3 separate regions of the Mus musculus genome follow, and regions 2 and 3 are each linked to region 1. Evidence: chromatin loops called from intact Hi-C (ENCODE). Cell type or tissue: heart. All regions are shown on one strand.

Evidence for each region. Hi-C counts contacts between places; a loop is a spot of excess contacts. Peaks named below come from ENCODE experiments on the same cell type or tissue, not always from the same donor. Only the 100,000 strongest peaks of a DNase experiment are listed, where the experiment ranks them.
Region 2: a loop joins it to region 1, with 6 times the contacts of the local background. A loop is called at or near these places in 11 of 42 quality-filtered maps.
Region 3: it touches region 1 in a loop (5-fold over the local background); 19 of 42 quality-filtered maps call a loop at or near these places.

What each region holds. Positions count from the first base shown.
Region 1 is chr7:125,549,274-125,554,273 of GRCm38, forward strand. Il4ra (interleukin 4 receptor, alpha) reads left to right here and starts at 2,998. Exons shown (of 11, transcript NM_001008700.4): 1 at 2,998-3,055. In heart, a CTCF peak has its summit at 2,992; DNase peaks (open chromatin) are centred at 1,698, 1,998, 2,928 and 4,538; H3K4me3 peaks cover 1,506 bases; H3K27ac peaks cover 1,235 bases; H3K27me3 peaks cover 1,513 bases.
Region 2 is chr7:125,469,973-125,474,972 of GRCm38, forward strand. Nsmce1 (NSE1 homolog, SMC5-SMC6 complex component) reads right to left here. Exons shown (of 8, transcript NM_026330.4): 3 at 2,136-2,257; 4 at 1,903-1,980; 5 at 1,141-1,287. Among named protein-coding and RNA genes, the nearest start is that of Nsmce1, 19 kb to the right of the region's middle. In heart, a CTCF peak has its summit at 158 (motif pointing right); DNase peaks (open chromatin) are centred at 149 and 2,309; H3K27ac peaks cover 2,966 bases.
Region 3 is chr7:125,488,733-125,493,732 of GRCm38, forward strand. Nsmce1 (NSE1 homolog, SMC5-SMC6 complex component) reads right to left here and starts at 2,711. Exons shown (of 8, transcript NM_026330.4): 1 at 2,681-2,711. In heart, a CTCF peak has its summit at 2,758; DNase peaks (open chromatin) are centred at 2,799 and 3,929; H3K4me3 peaks cover 1,659 bases; H3K27ac peaks cover 2,618 bases.

The DNA of each region.
Region 1 (5,000 bases):
GACAGAGCCTTAATTTCAGTGATGTCTACTCCAAAAAGCTCCAAATGATTTCTGTACTGCAGAAATAAAGCCAAACTCTGGAAACCAAAAACACGCATGTGGTGGACATACTTCATACATGCAGGCAAAACATTTACACATGTAAAAATAAATTTTTTTCAAATTCTAAAAACTCAACGACAGCAAACTCCGAGAAGTGGTGGCTGTTTGAGGCAGAGGTGCAAGATACAAGAACAGCACGGCAAGACCTTGTCCCGAAGAATTAAGTGGGGGAGGTGCTACTGCAGGCTGCAAGTAAGATAAACCAACAGCAATTTAGAAAGAAGGAGCATCGAGTATAGGAAAAAAGTGGATAAAATCCAAAACTCAACAGTGGCAAATGCCAGAGCAGATGAAGTACAATCAAACAGATGTGTTGTCTAACTGCTTAATAAATAAATGCATAAATAACTATATAAGTAAATACATAAATGAATACATCAACCCATGTTTGTAGCCACCTCCCAGGGCTGCTCTCAGCCTAGGTCAGCAAAGCTTCTTCCTGCAGCAGGCAGCAGCTAACACAGACTCATAACTGCTCCAAGTGTGAGCATAAATGACTGTCCAGGGCTCAGCCCTAAGCAGGTCATCTCTGTCCCCACCCCCAAGCCTGGCAGAACACTGGGGAAGAGGATCTGGAAAGACCTTAAGAGCCGGAGGTTGGGTGCTGTGAAACGCTGTGTTCTGGACAGGACATGGCCGCTGCACTCAGGGATTACAGCAGGCATGGTTGAGCTTTACAGGGATGGACCCTTCATACATTCCACAGCAGAGGGAAGCAGAGGCCTGGGAGACCTGAGGGGCCATCGGCAGTTAAAGGCCACCAGAGGACACTTGTTGTGGATGACCTTGAACTTCATCTGCCTCCGTTTTCCCTCCATCTTCGATCCTGTACCGGTATTACATGAATGTGTCACCCCACTGAGATCATGTAGTGCTGGAGATTGGACTCCGGGTCTCACACACACTAGTCAGGAATTCTGGTAGTAGTCTGAACTACTTCCCCTCCCTCATCTTGGTTAAGACAGGGACATAGGCCTCACTGATTAGTTGGAGTTGGCTAGCTGGCAGGTCCCAGGGGTCTCTGCTTGCTCACTACTGGAGTTACAAGTATATGCTACTATGCCTGGCTTGTGTGGGGGATGTGTGTGTGTGTGTGTGTGTGTGTGTGTATGTGTGTGTGGTATATGAGCATGTCCGTGTATGCACTGGGTGTCCTGGTGTACCACTCTCCACCTTATTCCCTTGGGAAAGAGTATCTCACTGAGCTTGGGCTAGACTGGCAACGAGAAAGCCCCTGCAGTCCTCCTGTGTCCTTTTCCCAGAGTGCAGAATTACAGGCAAACCCAACTTTTTCCTCAGATGTTGGGGTCCAGGTTGGTGTAACAAGGGCTCTTATCTACTGTGTAGTCTTCCAAGCTCCACTCTCAGCTTTTTAACATGGGGACTGGGGTTCAAACTCGGGTCTACTGAGGGGACCCAACAGAGCTTTCCCCACAGCACTAATTATTCTATCACACTACATCTGTTTCAAAAATAGTCTACTCTTAAACACTGAGGTAAGCTCAAAGGCAGCTCCATCCGCTGTGCTGGAATGCGCTCCAAGCTTGGAAGGAGGCAAGCTCGGGAAGCCCTTAAACTGGAAGAAGAGCCTGGATTATCTGGGGCTCCCAGCCCACTCTTGGGCCAAACAGAGTGGTCACTTAGGAAGTCTGGGACTGTGGAGGGAATATAAGCTTCCTGCTATTGTCTGTCTTCTTGGCCAGTATCCTTGGCTCTGTCCTGACATCAACTTAGATACATAGAAAGGTTTTTTGAAAGAGGAGTGCTAAGAATTCCCATCATTGTGCCCCTGAACATTTTCAAATGCCTTCCCTGACCACATGTGTGCTGGCCTTCCTGCTGCTTTCCGGTCTGTCAGCACTGTCTAGATTCTGATTTCACAACCAGGCACGCAGGCTCCAGCCCAGCTGCTTTCTCGGCCTAGTTCTGCTGAGCTTCTCTGAGCACCTGAGCCAAGCAGGGCTGGTCCCAAGCACCATCACAGGCCAGCCTGTTTCTGTCACATATCGATGTATCTCACATAGTCCCCTCTCCCCTGGGCAAGGGTCATACAATCCAGTCACATGAAGACAAGTGGCCAGCCAGGAGGGATCAAAAGATGGCTTGCAGACTCAGAAGACAGCAAGATGTGGTGGCTTGTATCTGCAATCCTACTTGGGAGGCTGAGACAGGATTACTGTGACTTCAAGTTCAGACTGTGCTACAATATGACAGCCAAAGCTGTATAGCAAGATCCTGTCACAAGAAGCAAAAAACTAAGCCAACCCAATCCATAATGCTCAAAACAGGATGGCAAGCCCATGGGATGGCTTAGCTAGCAAAGGCAAGGCTGGTCACAGTTGCGCTGCTGTGGGCGAGAGAACAACTTCGTGATGTCAGTTCTTTCTTTTCACTTTTGCGTGGTTTCTAGGGATAGATCTTGCACTCTCAGGCTTGCGGGCCATCTCATCAACCCTTAAGCAAGTTTCCTAACAGATCCATGCCTCAGCTTCTTCATCTGAAAAGGGATAGTTGCGCATGACTCCCTCTTGGTAGTAGCAGCAAGGTTCCTGCCTGAACCTAGCAGGAGACACTCGCTCTTAATTGATGAGTTGTTTTGCTTTCTGGCACAGACGCTGAGTAAACATTGGGAAAATGAGCAACAGCCGCAAACACAAGCCAAGCTGGTCTGTAGGGAAAGGGCAAAGATTCGAGTCCCGCAGTCGTGGGACTTAAAAGCTGGAGCTCTGGACAGCTGCGGACGCGTGGGGTGGGGCATGCAAATAAGCCAGCGATCAGGCAAAGTCCGGAGGACTGCGGGTGAAAATGAGCTGGGTGAGGGGCGGGGCATGTAAATGACCGTGCACGGGGTGGGGCGTCGCATGTAAATAAGGGACACCAGGCGGCGTAGGAAGCGGGGCGAGGTCCTTCTCGCAGGAAAGCCCCGCGCGGCGCGTGGAGCCTGAACTCGCAGGTAGGAACGGGCGGTGGGGAAGCCTGGGGACCGGGCAGTGGTGGCTACAGAACCGATCTGGCCTGAAACCAGAGCCCGCGGAACCTGGGGTGGGCATGGGGCTGCTGGGCTCCTCGCTCAGCCAGGGTCGGCTGCCTTCGGGCGCGGGTCAAGCAAGTAGACAACTCACGCGCTAGAACTCAGGGAGCCTCGGCGGTCCGGTCCCCACAAAGACGTCCTAGGGATCTTTGTGTAGAAGCCCGGACTACCAGGCTCCTCCCAGGTTCCGGTTCAGTAACCCAGAAACCTGACTATTGTGGCAAACTGGACGTTGTATAAGCCAGCTAGTCTGTGATTCCGTCTGCCCCCAAGCCAGCACTCCTGGGTCCTGCCCTTCTCCAGCCCTTTGGGAGGTGTGAGGCTCAATGTGGCCTTCCTTCTACAGGTGGTCTTTTGAGAGTCTGGGGGCATTTGCTGGGACATTTGTCCCATCCTAAAGTCTTATGGGGAAACTGAGACTTGAGAATATGTTTGGCCAGAAGAGAGTAATGGGATTCCACAGTCCTGGTAAGGCCTCTAGGAATCAGCCAGGGAAGTCATGACCGCTTAAGGGGACATTGAGGCAGAGAGGGGAGGTGACCACTGTGTGTGTGTTCCCCAGCTCGTCTGTGCTCTGCTTGCTGTTTTAGGCTGTGCTCTCTGACTGAGGGATAGACACACAAGACAGGGAGTGTATTGGGCAAGCAGGGCACCTCTTCCTTGGGCAGTACAGCTCCTGAGTCAGTTTGGGGTGTGGGAGAACACTTTGGCAGGTCGAGAATCAGAGACAAGAGAAGGCATGCTGAACTGTGGGTACAGCATGGGCAAAAACTAGAAGGTGGGACGGCTCCGTGTGCCACCTCGCTGACATAAGAGGGGCTAGATATGTGGAAAGGGAGACAGCGCTGCAGGAGCCCCTGAATTCCTTGCTTTGAGGCTCAGGGAAGTCGTAGGAAGGATTCGTAGTCCTGGCCCTGCTCCTGGATCTTCAGGGTAAGGATGGGGAAACCCAAGTGAGTCGCCCAAATGATCACACACTGGTAATTGGGCAAGGTTGTGACCATCTGAGGGTTTGCAGTATTTGGGCTGTGCTGGGGTCTTAATACAGTGCCATCCCAGACTGGGGAGGGCCAGGTGGCCAGGGAGACTGTCCCTGAGGCAGGCACAATGACTGCCACAATCGGGGATGAAAGAAGAGAATGCTTGCATTCACCCACGCCACACCCTACTTTTCTGCCTTTGGGGGCTGGGGCTGGGACCTAGCTGGGGTACACACTCACACTTGGCATGTGTACAAAGGAGCTTGCCACGGTCCCCATGGCACAGGAGGCCCACATGGCAAGTGAGGCGTGGAGGTTGAAAGCCAGAGCTCCTGACCAAGCAAAGGCTTGATTTGTTCCTTGTGTGTTCCTTCATCAGAGACTGACAGAGGCAGGGGCACCACCGTGAGTGTGCCTGCCGTGACAGGACACTGTTGGGTATTCCTCGGGTTGAGCCTCTGAGACCAGCCTGGATGGAGACCAGCCTAGCTGTGTATGGCTGGATTCCCAGCTTCATGAGGCTTGCCTGGGTGGGCACAGACTCACAGTGACCCAGATTCAGACACCCAGCATGGATCAGAGTCCGTTGTTCCAGTTCTCAGAACCAGAGGCAGGGAATGGGGCTAGAACTGAAGATGGGAGGCAGGGGGGCAGATCTGCGTTCGGATCTGTTTGGATCTCAAGAAAAATCACTCCACATCCCCACACCTCCCGTTTGTCAGAGGTATCTGGGATGAAAATGTTCATGAAATGGCTTTTCTAAACCATTGCTCATGGACAGGCAAGGCAGTTGATTGTCTCCTCCCACTTAGGATGGCATTGCTTTGCCAAGCTGCCCCTAGCGCTTCTTGGCTCTGAGGGACGAGGAGTGCCAGGTGCTGTATCAG
Region 2 (5,000 bases), 79 kb before region 1:
ACAGGGACGTGGGGCCTCCTCAGATGTGGCAGGAGCATGGCTAACTTGCAAGCTAGTCTCAGTTCTGTGGGAACCTGTCAAAGATCCCGGGTCCATACTAGTGGCCAGCTTCCTGAACCTCCTTCTCCTGCTCTTGAGGCTGCATGCCACTAGAGGGAGCCAACCTGAACTACGAGGAAAGGTGGGCCAAGCTCTGATGCCTGACTTACCACCCTCCAGTCCAGAGCCTCCTAGTGGACCATCCAGCTGCATAATACCTAAGCCCTTGAGCAATGAAACCTTGTGGGAAGCCTTAGCAAAGGGAGGCTGCATTTCTGAGGCCAAAGATGCCTCTAAAACCGAGTCCCTCGGATCAAGGAACCAGATGCCTAGGAAGGCTTGGCAGGGACCAGCCAGCAACCCGGTCAACAATCCTTCAGTGGGGCCCCTACAGAACTCACAGCAGCCCTGCCCAGAAAGTGGAGGAGCCCAGAGGTGCTCTCCCAACCGCGACCCCTACTGCCTGAGCCTGTGCCTTCCTTCACCAGATACATGGTGAACGAGAACTCAAGGGATACCCAGTGACAGGACTGAGAAGATTGAGGGGCTGATGGGTGGCAAGGTGGAGGGCCTCCATGCTCCCCTCCACAACAGCTCACAGATTTTTTTCAGGACTCCCATTAAACCCTTGCAGCCAAAAAAAAAAAAAAAAAAAGCTGAGCAGTGGTGGCACACACCTTTAATCCCAGCATTCTTTGGGAGGCAGAGGCAGGCAGAATTCTTAGTTCGAGGCCAGCCCGGTCTACAGAGTAAGTTCCAGAACAGCCAGGGCTACACAGAGAAACCCTGCCTTGAAAAAAAAACAAAACAAAACAAACAAACAACAAAAAAGAAAACGCTTGCAGCAGCTCCAAGCTGTCTACAGAAGGGACAGCCAGCAACTTCATTCTGAAAGGCATCTGATAAGCCTTCCATTGATTCCAGCCTCTTCCACTTGTGGCTGCAGCACTTAAGACAGACCATGTGAAAGTCAGGGAACACAGGCTCTCCTCTCAGAGGTCATGGAAAGCTTACAATAGAGAAGGGCCCACAGACAGGCCGGGCTCAACTGCTAGCACACAGACTGTGCACTCCTGAGTGAACGGGGAGGCCCCAGGGTACCTCAATCAACCACTTGCTCTGCACAAACTTCTGCAGCACCTGCTCGGCCTCCTTCTTCCTCATCTTTTTCCCTTTGAGTTGATCAACTAGGTTCAAAATGTTTGTAGAAGAAGCAAAGCCAGTTTCTGAGTCAACGATCAGTTCCAGCTGCAAGAGAAAGAGGTGCCTTATTCATCTATTTGAATAACAAACTCGACACCTAAGCCTCCAGCCAGCCCTGGTAGGAGAAGCTGCATGGACCCACACCAGGCACATCCCTACGACAGGTGCTAGGTATCCAATGTGCACACAGGTTGTGGCCCTTGTCCTAGCTTTATTCTCCACACACTGTAGACAGCCTAGGAGCACCACAAAATGGTTAAACTAGAAAGTCTACCTGCCTCGATGGGCCCAGTCAAGCTGAAACTGGAGAGGGGCGCTCCTTTCCCACCTTCCCCAGAGCTGCTATGTGCTCCCAGGACTCAGAACGTCTTAGCCAGGTGTGTGGCACATGGGCTGAGCACACTGCTACAAAGCTTGGACAAACCGTCCAGTGAGCGCCTCATTAAAGTGCAGGGCTGGGTTTGGAGCATTCTGGGCCAGGGACTGGGACCCATGCACTCCCACGAGTTCTCAGGTGCTCTGTTTGACAGGTAGCTTAAGGCCTGTCACTCCCTGTGAGACCCAGGAAGCTGGGAAGCATGACAGTGGCCTCCACAATTGCCGTTTCTATTTCCTCCCGTTAGAAACGCTGCATATGGTAGCAATGAGTACTGTACTCACAGCCTTTCTAAACAGATCCAGCTCGTTCTCTGCAAAATCCGTAGCCATTTTGGAAACTGAAGTTGTAGCAAGATTCACCTAAAAATAAACCACATAAGGATCAGGCCACGTGTCCACCACAAAGCTGATCACTTTCTCACCCCTCTCTCAGAAGCATGGGTCCCGCACGAGCCACTGCAGAGCCCTCTGAGCCAGTTTCTCAAAATGCCACTAGAGGGCGCTGCCTCGCATACCAGTGCATAAATGGGTCTCCCATCATCTTCCGTGACTCCTTTCTTTATCTCAATATACAGAGACTCCAGGACACTGTTGATGTTGTTGATGAAGTCCTCCAGCTTATCTACAGTCGCATTTCCTGGAAATAAGCAGGCAGGGATGGGAGTGGATTCGTCGAAAAAGCACACACAGCCTGTTTCAATCTCTGGCCCCTGACCACACTAGCAGCCCCAACAGAAATGTTTTGGCTTTCTTGGGCCAATGCCAATATTGTGGTTTCTTTCTTCCCGGAGTGCTCAAAGATAAGCTGAGACAGATGGTGTAGTGAGGCAGAAAGGCGGACAAGATTGTTATCTCAGACCACTGAGACAGTAGCCTTCCTTCCTCTTCCCCAAGGCTTCATGCTGCACCAGTGGCCCTCCACAGCTCCCTCCTCCTAGAAAGCTAGCCAGGACACATCTGAAGGCCTTGGGCCAGCCCAGGCCTGAGCCACAACAGGGTAAGTGAGGCACTCACAGCAGAAGAGGCCCTGTTCTAAGCATAATCCAAGCAGCTATTGCCCAAGTGTCCTCCCACTGGCCCTTCTCGGGCCCTGGCAGCTCTGAGCACAGGCAGAGACGGTGTGAACTGTGGGAGCCTGGCTCTAGCGGAAGCTCCTGCTATGCCACCATCAGGAGGCCACCAGCCATCAGGAGGCCACCAACAGGGACCTTTTTGAGAGCCATGAGTCTGAGGAGGGGAAAAGGTCCAGAAGCAGGGGGCTTGGGTGAACAGATACTAACAGCTGGTGAGAAAGACCAGGAAAGGATGCAAAGGGAGAGGGCATGTGTTACACATCCCAGCTTGGAGAGTCAGCCCCTCTGTCGGCTACAGAACCTGCTCTAACACAGTGAAGGCATACGGCCAGCTTCATACACTAGAATTACCGATCTGCAGTGTGATACTTTCAAGACCAGAGTATACCTGTTTTCACTTATTAAAATAATGTCAAAGGATTTATACTTTAGAGTTACTTTGGGAAGCCCAGCAGTGGTAGCTCACGCCTTTTAACGCCAGCACTCGGGAGGCACAGGTAGGCCTCAGAGTTTAACAGGCAGCCTGGTCTGCAGACTGAGTTTAGGGACAGCCAGGGCGACACAGAGAAACCCTGTCATGAAAAAAAACAAAACAAAACAAAAAAAAAACAAGCAAAAAAAAATTTTAAATAAAGAAAAAAAAACAAAAAACAGAACCACTGAGAAAAAAACTGCAGGAAAAACAAAAACAGAAACAGACACCATGCCACCATTTATGTTACTAAGCTTACTAAGGCTTGCACTAGAAAGAAGACTCATCTAAAGGGTCAGTCTCACTTCCTACAGAAAGTGGGCATTTCTAACACTGTGTAACAAAAATAAAGCCAGCTTAAAAGACAAAAGGTAATATTGGTAGCAGGGGAAGACATGCAACATTAAGGGCAAACAAAGACCCAGACTCATGGGTTCACAGTAATAGCAACATACATGTGCTGCAGTGGCTCTTTGTCCCTTTGTTTAATAAATCCAAGTTAAATGAAAAATCAGTATCAGCTATTAAGTGGAAAACAATGATGCGGGAGGAGGAAGCCAGGACTCAGAGCTGACATTCGCACCTCCCACTGCGGCCCCCTGACACCAGAGCCGATGCAAAGGGGCCTTTCCCATGACACACTCTGCTGGGCATGTAAGATGGCTGACACACGGTGAGGACCCCTTCTCGTCCCAGGTACCAACTTTGAAAGACTGATACTAATTCTGACAAGGGACTCAGGTGCTCAAGAGCCACTGTAATAGAAACAACATGGCTTCCCAGGGAGGAATCACTTTACACACTCAGGAAGGAAGGAGGATGTGTCCGGCGCTGGCTAATGCCCAAGGAGGAACTGGCCCTGAACAGATGAACTTCTATACCCCAGGCTTGTGCACTTTACATAGCTGACCTCTTTAATAAAATCACTTTTAGGTCCCAGCCCCAAGTCATACTTAGAACAATTTATAGAGAGACAGGTAGAGACTACAAGTCTGTCCTCTTGGGCAGATGGGAGACTTACACAGCAAAGACACTGCCAAAACTCTCTCTTATGTACATCAGTGCTGGTCTTTTCGAATAGTTGTTACCTAGGTCCACTTGCCCACCTGGCAGGCAGGACTACTGATGGTTGTGATCCTGCACTGCCCTCTTTGAGCTGCCGTTAGAGGTATGTCTTTGGGAATGGGCCTAAAGGCTGGTTCTAAGTCAGTAATGTCTCCTTTGTTATGGGACTGGAACCTAAAGGCTGGTCACTCCTGCGAAGCAAACATTTACATCCTAGGATTCTCAACTGCCCCTATTGCAGCGGGCCTGTTTAGCAGACCACTTATCTCTGGAATATTTTGGAGGCAGTGTTCCTTTAGCTAAATTCCACTTGTGTGACTTGAGTTCTCCAAAGCAAATCTATTATTGAGTCATTTATAACACTAGTTTTAATACTTTGAATTTCTTCAGTATCACTACCTCTCACTGGGTAAATGACAAGATCCTTTGTGAACAGGTTCAAACCAGTCTCACCTCCCTCTGAAAGGGACAATTCATATTTTCCACCAAAGAGGTACCTCAAAGTATCATTCAGAAAACTGCTCTCTGTGGGCAGATCAAAGGCACTCTCTTTTATACTGTACTTTCCGAGTCCTCTGGGGGTGGGATGCGAGCAACCCTCTTTTCACACAATCCCCCAGGAAGGCCACATTCATGTGGCTGCCTCCACCAATGACCTCGTGCTCAACAGGTCCCCACACCTTCACTATCTCCGATTTGCTTTGCTATTTGGTAGCAACAGGGCCAGCAGCAAAGACCCGCTTCTCTGTGAGCTCGTCTTCCCTTTCATC
Region 3 (5,000 bases), 61 kb before region 1:
CAGCGGAAGTCAGAAGAAAGGGGGGAAAGCAAGTATTGAGTCAGTACACACAGAAAACATGTTGATAACGTGATCACGTTACATGTAACCAAGATCTAGAGTAGGAAAGGATGTCCTTAGAAGACACAAAAGCCACAAAGGACAAAGCATAAAAGAACACAGTACTGGCTGACTTCATTATAGAACCTCACCAAAAATACCAAAGGAGGGGAAGGAAGGGGAGGAGGCAACATGCTGGAAGGTGTTTAAAATACACTAACCACAGAGCCTTCTTCAGAACGCACAAAGAACCCCTGTGGATCAAGAAGAAGAGAAAAATAAAGAGAAGAGCGGATGTGGAAGCAGCATGAGAGGTGATGGCTAAACAAAACACATTAAAAGCTGGTCTACATGTGATCACACAAGAGAATCAAAGACACACTGACATGGTCACAATAACACATACCAGCATTCCCAGGACTCAAAAGGCTTTGGCAGGAGAAAGAATGAGTCTGAAGTCAGTCTGGACTCTGTACAGAGTGAGTTGCAGGCCAGTGTGGGCTATAGAAAGACTCTTGCTCAGGGGTTAAGAGCATGTTAAGAACTACCTGTTAAGTTCAGCTCGGGGGATCCAAGGTCTCCGAGGGCTTCACACACATACCCATACTCAGACACACATATCCATGCATAAAATAAATCTGGGAGAGAGAACACAGAAGAAGGGAAGGGGAGAGGAGCGGAGAGAAAGTGAAGAATCTTCAGCAGGTAACAGTGGTGGACTCCCTGGCCTGTGACTTTCATCCTCTTCTGGGGGAAACAGATTCCAGCAAACTTGCATGACCCCAGAAACATATTATGTACATTCCTTACAAAAGTGTCCACACTGGCCCCAGGAGATGTGTCCATAGAAACATCATGTAATGGAAGTCTGGCAATACTATAAATGCCTTATCAACCAAGTAACAGTCATATAAAGGGATTCAAATCACACCGTGGAATCCAGGACAGTGACAAAGAAAGCAAGGCTGCTCACATCCACATGGGTACTGCTCAGAACACACTGCATGCAAGCTGGGCACTGTGGCTGCCTTTCATCCCAGCACCCTGAGGCAGAGGCAAGTAGATCTGAGTTCAAGGGTAGCCTGGTCTCCATTGCCAGTTCCAGGTCAGCCAGGGAAAGAGAAACTGTCACAAAACAAACCACAAACACACAAAACCACACCATATGCAAAAAGCAAATCACACATTCACAAGGATGCCAAACACAGAAAGAACTGTACACAGCGATCATGGCAGGGCCATAGCAACTCAGTGAGGCCTATCAACAGCAAGGAAAACAGAATTCAGAGTAGTGGGAAACTTTGTAGAGGAGATTCAATGGGGGGCTGGGGGTATGGAATAATACGTTTCTTAATCTGGTGGTGCTACACCTGAGGTGTTCATTTTATCTTCATAAGTATGTTACAAAACAAAAATACTTAAAGACAACTTAAATATTAATTAGAGAAGAGTGGTACAGAAAAAGTTCAAATGGTGTGATGTGGGGAAAGGGGTCAGAAAATGGGTGTGGAACCGATCACAGGAGCCATGCTTGTTTGTGGCTAGGATGGCAACTATCTGCAATGAGGGACTCTGCAGAGAGGATTAACCATAGATAGGTGCAGCCCACTCAAAGGACTTTAAAACCAAGGCGTTTACAGAATAAGCAATGCTTGGGTACAGCATGGGTGGCCTGTGCTAGGCAGTGTTAATCCGCTGATGGCACAGCCTGGTTTGAAACGCACCAGAACCTCATGAGGAACAGTGTTCCCCAGGAGGGAGCTGGGGCTACAAAGGTACACAAGTGATGGCGATAGTGACGGACAGTACTGCAAAAGCAGTTTCTTTTAAGGCACTGCCAGTCCCAACCGTGGTTGCTGGGCAGTGGTGGTGTACACCTTTAATCTCATCACATGGGAGATAGAGGCAGGCAGATCTGAGTTCAAGGCCAACCTAATTTACAGAGTGAATTCCAGGACAACCACGGCAATAAAGAGAAAACCTGTCTAGAAAACATAACCACAGATGATTAGATAGATTGCTTAGATAGGTAGGTAGATGATAGGCAGACAGACAGAACAAACCATGATCTAGGTTCCTTCTCTAGACTTCTCCAGTCTTGGTCTGGGTTAGAGGTGTTATTTATGGTTATCAGTACGAAATGCAACAAAACACAGAGCACAGGAATCCTATACTTTTCCAAAATCGGACAAACGGATGATTCTGAACACATTTAGCCTCAGGCTTTCAAATGCTGGCTCCACAAACAAAACAAAAAGGGGGGGGGGGAGTGGGGAGGCGGGGCACGCAAGGGGAGGGTGTGGTCGTTTTGAACAGAAGGGTACAAGTGGCTGTCACCAAACAGTGTCAGTGACAAGGCACACTTTCTCCGCCTGACCCATCAGGCGATCGGGAGTCAGGAGCTACAGGAGTTCCAGGTCAGCCTAGGCTACATGGTGAGAGCATGTCTCGAAAAGACAATTTTTTAAAATTTAAATTAACAAATAAACAACTTATGTTGTTATAGAGCTGTTCCAACCCCTGCCTTTTGCGGGCTTCAATATCTCGTCAGCGCCAAAGCCCGCGCCGACCCCATGGTCGATCCCGTTGCCCACAGATGCCCGCTCTGGTCCCCGCAGCACCCCAAAGCCTTCATACGTACCGCAAACCAGCGAGATCACGCCGGAAGCCATATCGGAGCCCGCCTCCAGGGCGGAGAGATCGCCAGACTGGAGCTCCTACTGGTGGGCTACGCGCATTCTCCCGCTCACCAGCGGAGTACTTCCGTTTTCCCCGCCCGCTCTGTTGCTATGGCGCCTTGGCACCTGTGAGCCGCCTTCTGAGCTACGCGGTTTCCCGCGCGGTTTTCGTACTTCCCGGAACGGCTTCCGCCGCCCCCGCCTCTCGCTCGCTGGAGGAGAACCCACGGCGGGACGATCCACGGCCCACGGCCTGTGTCGTAGTAAAACTACTGCAGGCTTTAGACTGGAGACGAAGAATGGCTTTTGTTTTCCTGTGGCCTGAGCTAGAAACTTGGCTCTGCCGCTACTGGTTGAGCGGTGACCTTTCATGGAGCTACTAAGTGGAGTTAAAACAGCCGGTTCTGGGGTCCGCGAGCGTAATCTGTAAAGTGCTTGCTGCCCAGGCAAAGAGAGACCTTGTATCAAAAAACAAAGTGGAGGCCTTCCGAGGAACCACATCTTGCGTAGACCTCTGGCACACACACACAGAGGAAAAAGCATAAGAGACGATCTCACACACACACACACACCAGTCCTGAATACGAGATTTAAAAGAACTAATTGTTCCTATGCAGCACACACACACAGAGGAAAAAGCATAAGAGACGATCACACACACACACAGAGGAAAAAGCATAAGAGACGATCACACACACACACCAGTCCTGAATAAGAGATTTAAAAGAACTAATTGTTCCTATGCAGGTGACCCCTCTGGCCTGCTCTCAGGGACCTAGCGGCTGCTTAAGTCTTCACCCAGGTGCGTGTTGTGGAGAAAAGGCCTCCACCCCAGCCATCCTAGGACTCTCTTCTCTGTCGCTCTGCCTTCTGTTTCTCTTTTGCTAGGCTCTTTTTCTCCGGGTCTCATGGCGACTTCTTTGGCCTCGTTCTCTGAGACCGTTGAAACTGCCCGAGAGTTGCTCCCGGTAAACCTGCTTTTATATTTTTAATTCAGCATGATCTGGCTTATTACGTCAGCGGAGACATTTACTACCTGGGGCAGAAACTTTTTACTAATGTGCAGGGAAAACTAGGACGGCCGCCGAGAAGTGTGGTGTGGTACTGCCTTAGCCACTCTCATCTAAGAATTGTGAGGCCTGATGAAATTGCCACAAGGGTAACTTCAAAGAAATCACTTCTGCCTGCTCAAGGCTTTTCCTTTCCGAGAATTCCAGATGCACGTCTCAGAGCTGGAAATGCAGCCTCGCCCAGGAAAAGTGACTAATTATACAACCGTACGAAGTGCACAGTCCAATCTCTGAAAACATACATGGCCTCTCACCACCCCTGGAGTCTTGGACAGCTTCTTATCTTCTGGAGAGCTCTTCAACTGAGTAGGGAGACTAACAATACAGAGGTCATTAAAAGCTTCATCTCTGGAGGTGGAAGGCCAAGGTCAAATCCTGGTTCTTGAACCCAAACTCTCTCATCTCTAGGACAAAGCACTCCGCCAGCCCTAGCCTTATCCTGGCCATTTATAAAGAACCATAGTATCAAACTGAGGACAGGGTTATGAAGATGAACTGTGAGCCACTGGGGGTGGGGTGAATAATAAATTCTTGGTAACTGAACTATCAATGACAAAAAACTTTGTATAAACTCTGAAAACAGCCCTCATGGGAAGCTCGAACAGTTGGTTTGCCCTGAAGTCTTAAAAAGCCTTTCAAACCATTGTCAGTATTCAAAGTCAAGGGGATGTCTCAGTGGGTGAAGACACTTGCCACGCAAGCCTGAACTGAGAGACGCAGTCGTTTCTTTCCTTACAGACAGGTTTAGAAGCTGAAAGCCCACTTTCCCTAATGCTCCCAGCTCCTGAAAAGCCTTTTTGTTCCTTGTTCATCCAATACACTTGTTGAACCAGGTGTAATCTGCTACCTGATTTCCCTGAACTGCTTAAACCTGTAAGAGAGTCTACATTCTCCCTCAACTCTCTGCCCCTTCTCAGACTGCTTTTTGGCTTAGCCAATCAGGAATAGATTGTGGGGTTGAACCTCAGCCTTGAGGAACAGCCTTGAACTGAAGATGAGACAGGACGGTTTGGCTACGTGTGATCTGTTGACCAAGCATGGCACACGTTTTAACAGAAAAGCACTGCCTTGCTGCTAACTTTCGTCTGGTGGTATATTTGTTTTGTGACACCAAAATACTCATTTTTCAACTAGACCCATATGGTAGAAATACTGACTCCCAAAAGTTGTCCTCATGTGCACACAGACACACACAAATAAATGTTATCAAAGT